Linked DNA regions of Homo sapiens: region 2 is linked to region 1. Evidence: read pairs that join two places in POLR2A ChIA-PET (ENCODE). Cell type or tissue: PC-9. All regions are shown on one strand.

Region 1 (5,000 bases):
ATAGAAACAGTTTAACCTCTCTACTAATTGAAGAAATGAAAATTGAAATGAAATATTTTTACCTTTGAGTTAAATGTTTCTTAATATAAAATGATGGCAAAAATAAGGGGAAATAGTTGTTACATAATGATTCAGACAATTTGGAGGGAGATTGGGAAATATCTGCTAAAATTAAAGTTTTAGATTCTTTGACAAAGCCATTTCATTGCTCTGTATCAATTCTAGAGAAACATTCACATCTGTACAGAGTCATGTGTATAAAAACATTTGTGGCCACATTATTGTAATAATAAAATCTTAGAAATAACCTTAGTGTCTGTGAGTAGGGTAATTATTAAATAATATGGCACATGCATATTATAGAAAATAAACAGACAGAATGAGTTTTCTCCATTTATACCAATATGGAAAACTCTCTAAGATATGTTAAGTGAATAAAGCCATTTTAGAACAGTACATACAATAAATTCCATTTGTGTGAAAAATTAAAACATAAAAATATTATAATTTCACAAGTACACATGTGCATGTAAATATGTATGTAAAAATTCGAAGGGATACACACATATAATTCACCCTGGAGAGGAAAATGAGAAGTGGCAAACGGGGATTTCAGCATTATTTGCAGTACTTGAATTATTTATAAACAGAATGTATACACATATTACTTGTACAAAAGGTAAAAACTTCTATATGTAGAAATAAAATTAAATGATTGATCTAATAGGGAGATAATTACCTATAAACTGAATAAAGAAAACTCATCACCCAGGATACCAACACAAGAAGCATTGGTGGCTATTTTTGCATAAAAGATGAAAGAAAGCAGCCATAAAAAAGTTTATGTTCTTCCCCCAAGGAAAAGAATGGCAATCAATGACAAGTCACAGCTGCATAGACGCAGCCCCATCTATGTGCTGACTCAGGAGGTAACGCAGTGCTTCCTCTCTTTGATTACCAGGGGTCTTGACTTCTGTACTAAAGTAAGAGAGAAAAATAATCTCTAAAAAACAGTTTTAATAAATATCACCTTTGCTGAGGGTAGGAAAACGACACTAATTTCACTGACAGACAGATTATCTCACACCACTGGCTTTTCAGAAAAATTGTGAAGCATGTCTGTAAGACAGCCCTTTAAAAAGACAATACTCTATGAAGTATTTTAAACACTGTTAACTAGAATTTTCTTTGTTAGTTTATGTCCCGGCATTCATAATTATGAGTTGCACATGATAAGCAAACAAAAGCCACTACCATTCAACTGATAGCATCATTTTCTCAACAGTTACTGGTTGTTCTGAGAATACTGACAGGCCCCTGACAAGTTTACTGGGTGAAAGAGTGCTAATTCCTGCATTAATAAGGAGAGACTTTTGTCATTAATAAGTCTTTGAAGTAGAAAAAAAAAAACCCAAATTGGTTAAGAGGCATGATCCTAATCCCAAAGCCACAAAAGAATGAGAAAGCTTCAGAGGGATAAGCCTACAATCTCTGCCTAGATCAATCAGGCTAGACTAGACTATGCTACCATAACAAACATCCCCCAAATCTCAGTGGCTTCAAACAATAAAAATCTCTTTATTGCTAATACTACACGTCCATCGTAAGTCAGCAAGGAGGTCCTGTACATCACAGTCACTCAGGAACTCATACTAACAGAGCAACTGCCATTCAGAAAGTTGCCACTCCCACCATGCAGATAGAAAGACAGAGAATTCTGGAGGATCTTGCACTGGTAATAAAATGTTCTGGCCCAGAAGTGACACACATCACTTCTGATCATTGGCCAGAGCTAGGTATATGGGCCCACTTAATCAAAGGATGCAAGAAAGTGCAATTCTGCCATGTGCCCAGAAGAGAGAAGAGCTATAAATAGTTGGCAAACAACATTAATAACTCACATTAGCCTGGCCCAGGGGCATCAGAGACATCTATATTGAGGATCCCAGGCCAACACCAAGTTGAAGCACAGGTCTGGAGAGAACCTGGAGGCCTCAGGTTGGCTTAACCAAGAAGTAGAAAAAACTCATCCTGCCCAAGAATCTTAACATAAGTGGAAAAATCCAGTAATGTCTAGTTTAGAATAATCTGTGCATGTAGGTGATGCTGGGATGTTTCTCCAAATTCCTCACAAATGATTCATGATCAGTAATTTTCAAAGCTAGCTGGTCATCAGAATCACTGGGGATGCTTTAGAAACTAGGAATGTCCAAGATCAACAAACCAGCAGGAAAAAAAAAAAAAAAGAAAGAAAAAAAGAGATGTCTGAGTCTTATTCCTAAGAATTTTAATTCAATATACAGTTGGAATAGGTCCCAAGAATCTACATACTTAATCCTCTGTAGTAAAATAAAAAGGCTTATTTGGTCCTTGTCCCCCATTTCTGGCACTGAGCTTCTAATACCCTTGGAATTTTCTGACTGTTAGAAGTGTTAGGGATGTCTCGTTATTCATAACAAGCTCTTTTCAAACATATCTGAGTCTATACTAATGAGGTGACTCAGGGTGGGCCTGAGATAGCTTCTCATGGGTTCCAGGGGGATCAGCCATGTGAGTGGAGGGTTGAAACTTTGAGCTACACAGTTCCACTCTTGAACCTCTCGGGAGGGGAGTGGAGCTGGAAATTGAGTCAAATTACAAATGGCCAATAATTTAATCAATTATGCCCTTGTAACAGAATCTCCATTAAAAAAAAAAACACCCTAAAAGATGGGGCTCAGAGAGCTTCCAAACTGGCAAACACATCCCCAAAGGCTCTTGCACTTGGGACCCTCCCAAACCTTGTGCTATGTACCTTTTCACCTAGCTGTTCATTTGTATCCTTTATAATCAACTTCAATAGTAAATATAGCATTTTTCTGAGTTCTGTGAATTGTTCTAACAAATTATCAAAACTTGGGCCAGGAGAAGCTATGAGAACCCCCAAGTTTGTGGCCAATTTGGTAACTTTGGGGGCTTGATACTTGTGACTGGCTCCTGAAGTGAGAGCAGTCTTGTGGGTCTGAGACCTTAACCCTGTGTTGCCTGACACTCACTCCAGGCAGTTAGTGTCAAAATTGAATTAATAGATGAGTCAGAGAATTCGTTGAGTAGAGGACACCTCTTACTTCACACCCCAGGGATTCTCATGATCATTAGGTTTGGTGACTTCTGCTGAAGACATTGAGTCATCCAGCCGTCCTTATGCAGGGTGATTTACCAGCATGTCCAACCTCACAGAGCGCTGAGACTACTGAGTGACCAGGAGACTCACAGGGAACCACTGAGCTCCAGCAAAATAGAGTGAAAGAAACACTGGCTGAGAGTCAGAAAGCCCACAACTCGGTCCTTGTTCTGGTTACCTAGTGTTGTGTAGAAAACCATCCCGGCCGGGCGCGGTGGCTCACGCCTGTAATTCCAGCACTTTAGGAGGCCGAGGCGGGCGGATCACAAGGTCAGGAGATCGAGACCATGCTGGGTAACACGGTGAAACCCCGTCTCTACTAAAAATACAAAAAATTAGCCGGGCGTGGTGGTGGGCGCCTGTAGTCCCAGCTACTCAGGAGGCTGAGGCAGGAGAATGGCGTGAATCCGGGAGGCGGAGGTTGCAGTGAGCCGAGGTTGCGCCACTGCACTCCAGCCTGGGCGACAGTGAGACTCCGTCTCAAAAAACCAAACCAAACCAAACAAAAAAACCATCCCAAAACTCAGTGGCTTCACATAGCAACAAACATCTAGTTTGCTCATTAATCTGCATTTTGGGGAGAACTCTGAGCAGACGGCTGTTCTTGTTCCATGTATTTCCAACAAGGAAGTCTTGAATGGAGCTGGAGGATCCACTTCCTAGTTAGCTCCAAAATGCTGACTGTCGGCAGAGGCTGCTGACCAGGGACCCTAACTCCTTCCCACATGTGTCTCTGGGGCTGCTGAAGCTTCCTCGCAGTATGGCATTTGGGTTCCGAGAGTCCAGATTCCCAGAGCAGGAAGTGGAAGCCGCTGGTCCCGTAAGGCCTGAGGCCATAAACTGGCACAGTGTCACTTAGGCAGGCCAAGCAATTACAGAACCTGTCCAGAATCGGGGTGGGGTGGGGCGAAGTGGTGCGGGAGGGATGTAGTTCCCACCACTAAATGGGAGAAATGTCAAGGCATTTTCGGTCACCTTGTTTGTTTTCCAGTCACCTTTCCCAGCCTCCTCGCCCCTCCCCCCAGTTATTATATTTTACTTTTCCCCTTCCCACCCCTGCCCTTTGCATCCAACAGGGGGCGGCAGCGGCGGTGAGGAAGACACGAGTCCCAGGGAGTCCTAGGAGCGCGCAGTGGGTGGGGCTGGACAGCGAGTTCCACTTCCATGCCGCCTGCGTGGGCCTCGCGCCTACAGATGGCCAACCTGCTGTACCACAGCCAGCACCACATCAAGATTTGGTTCCAGAACCGGCGCATGAAGTACAAGTAGGATTATGGGCCAAGGAGATGGCCTCGTTGTGGGGGGCCCCTCTCCCTGGCAGAGCAAGCCGTCCACGCCGACTTCAGAAACGCCCTGCAGTCCATGACCCCCGCCCTCCTTCCGCAAAGCCCACCAGAATGCCTACTCGCTGCCCTCCAACTACCAGCCACCTCTCCAAGGCTGCGGTGCCCCGCAGAAGCAGCCACCCCCAACCCTGGCGCCCAATTATAAGCCCCAGGTCCTCCAAGCCAACTGAGACGCCTACAGGACGCCCACCATGTAGGGCAGCCCTGTGTACCTGGGCCAATTCGCTGTCATTTTTAATCCACCATAATCCTTGCTCTGACCTGTGGGCCTCAGGCTTCTCACCTGTGAAATTAGAGTCAAATTGGATTATCTTTGAGGTCCCCACCAATCTTCAAAGGCTGTGAATCACTGGTTCTGATGTATAATTTGCTGACTGACAAGTACAGTCTGTGAGTCCACATCCTTTGTAGGCTTGTACATGGTGACAGCTGATCTCAGCCAGCCAGACACACAGAGCTCCCGGGCAGCAACGACGCTACACACCCAGGCT
Region 2 (5,000 bases), 60 kb after region 1:
CAAAAAATATATCACAATTTTGCCTGTTCTTCCCTCTACATTGCTATCACCCTCATCCATGTCACCATCATCTGCTTGCATTTGTGCAGTCTCTCTGGTTTACATTTCTGGTGGCTTATTCTGTTCGTGCTGTTGTAACAAAATGCTACAGGCTGGGTAATTTAGAAAGAACAGAAATTTATTTCTCACAGTTCGGGAGGCTGGGAAATCTAAGTTCAAGGTGCTGGCAGGTTTTGTATTTGGTGAGGCCTCCTTCCCTGCATCCAAGATGGTGCCTTGTTGCTGTGTGCTCTGGAAGGGCCAAGCACTGTGCCCTCACATGGTGAAAGGTGGAAGGGCAAAAGGCAAAACTAGTTCTCTCCATCCCTTTAATCCACTAATCCTTAATCAAAGGAGCTTCTAACCAAAGTTGGAACTTAATATTTTACTTCTTTTGTACCATTAGTCTTATTACTCTTAACATGGAAGATTGATTTTTCTTCAAGTAATTGGGAGATAAAAAACGTGACATAGGGAAGAATTCAGACTTTCTCTGAAGTTACTACTATGAGAATTGAAGAGATATGTGACTCAACATATTTCTAGAAGCCATTTTTTTCTTTTTTAGACTATCATTCCAATTCAGACTTTCTAACTTTATATTTAAATGGATTTTAGCTTATTTCTATTTCTTTCAGTAATCTTTATCTTAAAAATTTCAAATTAACGGCACATTTTCTACATGCAAAACTTTGTGCTAATTCCTTTATGAAATGCTTTTACTGCAGTATGAAACATGTATAGGAACGTGGACTTAGATTGTAAGAATATGTTTTCTGTTCTATTTAGGTGTCGAGATTTGCTTTGAACTTTATAATCCTCGGGTCCAGGAGATTCAGGTGGTCAAATTAGAGAAACGGCTGGATGATAGCTTGCTATACTTACGAGATGCCCTTCCTGAATATAGCACTTTTGATGTGAATATGAAGCCAGTAGTACAAGAGCCTAACCAAAAAGTTCCTGTTAATGAGGTATGGGTTATACATTTGAAACTAGAAGTTCAAGTATAAAATAAGAAAGAAAGAATCATCTTAATGAAAACTTCAGAAGAATTTTTGCTCATGCCTATCAGCCTAATTATTGCTTTTTTTTTTTTTTTTTTTTTAATCTTCCTTAGCTGAAAGTAAAAATGAAGCCTAAGCCCTGGTCTAAACGCTGGGAACGTCCAAATTTTAATATTAAAGGAATCAGATTTGATCTTTGTTTAACTGAACAGCAAATGAAAGAAGCTCAGAAGTGGAATCAGCCATGGCTTGAATTTGATATGATGAGGGAATATGATACTTCAAAAATTGAAGCTGCAATATGGAAGGAAATTGAAGCGTCGAAAAGGTCTTGATTCTGAGAATGAATTTGGTTAGTTGCAGAAGATACATTGGCTCTAAGAGGATATATTTTGAGACCAATTTAATTTCATTTATAAGAACATAGTAATTAAGTGAACTAAGCATTCATTGTTTTATTAATACTTTTTTTCTAAAATAAAACTTGTACACCAGTTTATTACTCTAAAAAGAGAATTACACATGCCAAATGGACCAATGTCCATTTGCTTATTGGAGGCAAAGCTACAATAGAAGTCAGAGCATCACCAGAATGGTCTTTAATGAGCATGGAACCTGAGCAAAGGGAATAGGTGGGATGAATTTTTTTTTTAATTGTGAAACAATTCATAAGCACAATATGATTTACAGAATAATAAACATTCATGTACCCACTATCAGGTTAAGAAATAGAACATTTATTAATATGTAGGAATGTTAAGAAATAAAACATTTAATAAGATCTCAGAAGACTCCAGTAAATCTGCAATTGTATCTCTCTCCTTTTTAAATGTAAATATCATCTTGACTTGTTAATTATTCCCTTGCATTTCTTTTAGTTTACTGCCAACACATATATTCTTCAACAATATATTTAATTTTGAAAAACCTGAAAAAAAAAACCTGTTAGCAAGTATAAAGGGGCAGTATTACTATTATTGCATGAAGGCTTCAAGGGAAACGTTACAGTCTTTGGGTCATAGTCTGGCTTCAGCTTCCTCTGAGAGTTTACAGAGGCCAATTTTGAGCAAATTCATGGCTAAGGTTATGAGTGAGTTCTGCTAAACAGAAGGCTCACCACAAGGTATCTGGCAGGATTATACTGGGTAGCTGGATGTTGCAGAAATGTGGTTAGAGGAAGTAAACTGTTTTTTGATGCTCACAGCATGATGAATCAAACTCTGTATCTTAGGATTAGGTTAAAACAATACCTTTGGTATGATATGAGTGTTGTTGCTGATCCATGCAGCATGGATTGGAAAGCTGGGGTATAAGCACACATGCTAAAGAAAAACATGTAATTTGGTCCATACTCACCTGGATATACTGTTCCTCAGGTTAAAAAATACAGTACTATCCTAAATCTTGAAGGCAACTCTCAGCCTATCCATTGAGTTACCTTCAGATCTGCCCTCTGGTTCCTAGCTGTCTTGGGACTAACTTCTTTCCTGCGCTCAGCTGTTTTCTGGATTCCATGTTTTCCATTTTATTGAGTACTAACTTGTTTTGCTGCAGCACATCCTTTGGTAGCTTCTAGAGGAAGTTTGTGTGGAGGTAAAATTTTTGAGACCTTGCATGTCTCATGTTTGATTGATACTTTATACGTTTAGGTAGGAGGTAATTTTCCTTCAGGACTTTAAAAATATTGTTGCTCCATTTTCTTTGTTTCTATTGTTGTATTGAGAAATCCAATGCCATTTTGATTTCCCCATCATAAATTTCATGATGATGTGTCTTGGTGTGGGTCTATATTTATCCATTGTATTGGGTTTTAGGTGAACCCTTCCAGATAGTAACTCATTTCTGTCAGTTCTGGGAAACACTTAGCATTGGTTGATGATTTATTCTCTGCTGCTTTGTTCTCCCAACTATTATTTGGATGTTGGATATCCAGCACTGGGTATCTATTTTCTTACCTCCCTCCCTTGACCCCAGTCTCTGTTTTTTAGCTCTTTAGCTCAATCTTCCAACTCTTTGCTATTGTATTTTAAAATCTTAAGACCCCTTCTTGATTTGTAGAAGTTCCTTTTCTTACAACCAAAAAGCCTTTATCTATGGATTTGTTCACAGATAAGGGGTATTCAATATAGTGTATTTTTTTTTCATTTAAAATTGTTTGCGCATCTATTTCCTCCAAATTTCTTTCTGTATTTATTTTTTGTTGTCTATATTTCAGACTTTTCCAGGATATCTGATAATCTTTGGCTGTCTTCTTATGGTTGAAAGAGGGACTAAAAAGCTTGGAAAGCCTTTGGGTTGTGGGAAGGGGCTGTCTTTAGGATTATCTGAATGGGCTTTTTTGGGAGTCCCCTCCTCCACATGAATATTTTGGTTTTGTCAGATTCCCTAGAATAGAGGCTTCCAATCTCCTTCCTGGAGGGGTCTGTCCAGGAAGGAGATTGTCTAGGGGTCTGTCAGACAGCAGCTTTCAGCTACTTCCTTGATCTTTTTCACTAATGATTATATAGTCATCTAACTACTGTCAACAAGTAATAGATATCCTATCCTTCACTTGTTTAGATTATTTGCTGAGATAACCTCTCAAAAGAACCTCTCAAAATAAAAGGTTAACAAGAGCCTATATCTTATATTTTTCTTCTCTTTATCTTGTTAGAAGATAGCTATTAAAACCTGTTCTTTTTCTGTCTTGATAAACACACTTCAATCTTGGTAGAATGGTAGATGGGACAGTATATTTTAGGACCTAAAGCTCTGCAAATGTATGATCAGCTTGTAAGTACAGGTGCTCAAAAACATGTAAACAATCATGCTTTTTACTCTGTAGGAATATCTTTAAAATTCTTGTGAATTTTTCCCCAGAAGTAAAGCAAATCTTCCCCCAGAAATAAAATTAAATGTGCATAATCTAAAGCTTTTTTTTTTTATTGTGGTAGGATATATATATAAAACATAATTTGCCATTGTAAACATTTTAAATTTACAAGTCAGAGGCATTAATTACATCACAATGTTGTGAAATTATTACTACTATTTCCAAAATTTTCTCATCACCCCAAACTGAAACTCTGTAACTGTTGAGCAATAACCTCATTCCTGTATCTCTCCCAACCCCAGGTAACCTCAAATCTTTCTTTTTATCTTTGAGACAAGGTCTCATTCTATCACTCAGGTAGGAGTGCAGTGGTGTGATCATAGCTCATTGCAGCCTCAAAATCCTGGGCTCAAGCAATCCTCCTTGAGTAGCTAAGACTATAGGCACACATTAACTGCGCCTGGCTGATTTTGTTTTTTGTAGAGATGTGGTCTTGCTATGTTTCCCATGCTGGTCTTGAGTTCCTGGCCTCAAGCAGTCCTTAAGATTCATCCATGTTGTGGCATGTGTCAGAATTTCATTTGTTTTTATGACTAAATAATATTCCATTGTATGTATATACATTTTGTTCATCCATCTTCTGATGAACACTGGGATATGTCTACCTTTTGGCTATTGTGAATAATGCTGCAGTAAACATTGACATAACAAGTATGTATTTGATTGCCTGTTTCTAAGTTCTTTTGGGTATACATCTTGAGTAGAATTGCTAGATAATGTCATGTTTTATTTCTCTTGTGATTTCTTCTTCGATCCCCTGGTTGAGTGTGTTAATTTCTACATGTTTATGAATTTCCCACTGTTTTTTTGTTATTGATTTCCAAGTTCATTCCATTGTGATTAGAGAAGATACTTAGTATGATTTTAATGTTTTTGAGAATTGGTGTGTGGCCTGATAGATGGTCTGTCCTGGAGAATGTTCCTCATACACTTGAGCAAAATATTTATCATGCTATTGTTGACTGTAGTTTTCTATATGTCTCTTAGGTCAAGGTGGTTTACAATGTGTTAAGGTTCTCTTTTTTTAAAAAAATTTTTGCACAGAGTATCTTTTTCTATGTGTTCCATGTATTTGTGTCTTTGGA

What was found. Peaks named below come from ENCODE experiments on the same cell type or tissue, not always from the same donor. Only the 100,000 strongest peaks of a DNase experiment are listed, where the experiment ranks them.
Region 2: POLR2A ChIA-PET joins it to region 1 with 10 read pairs; 3 of 35 experiments call an interaction of 5 or more read pairs at or near these places.

The regions. Positions count from the first base shown.
Region 1 is chr2:75,593,833-75,598,832 of GRCh38, forward strand. No RefSeq gene overlaps it. Among named protein-coding and RNA genes, the nearest start is that of EVA1A, 35 kb to the left of the region's middle. In PC-9, no CTCF peak of the experiment used is centred here; DNase peaks (open chromatin) are centred at 2,139 and 3,119; H3K27ac peaks cover 2,403 bases.
Region 2 is chr2:75,653,908-75,658,907 of GRCh38, forward strand. MRPL19 (mitochondrial ribosomal protein L19) reads left to right here. Exons shown (of 6, transcript NM_014763.4): 5 at 829-1,010; 6 at 1,157-5,000. The coding sequence ends at 1,378. Among named protein-coding and RNA genes, the nearest start is that of MRPL19, 9.6 kb to the left of the region's middle. In PC-9, no CTCF peak of the experiment used is centred here; no DNase peak of the experiment used is centred here.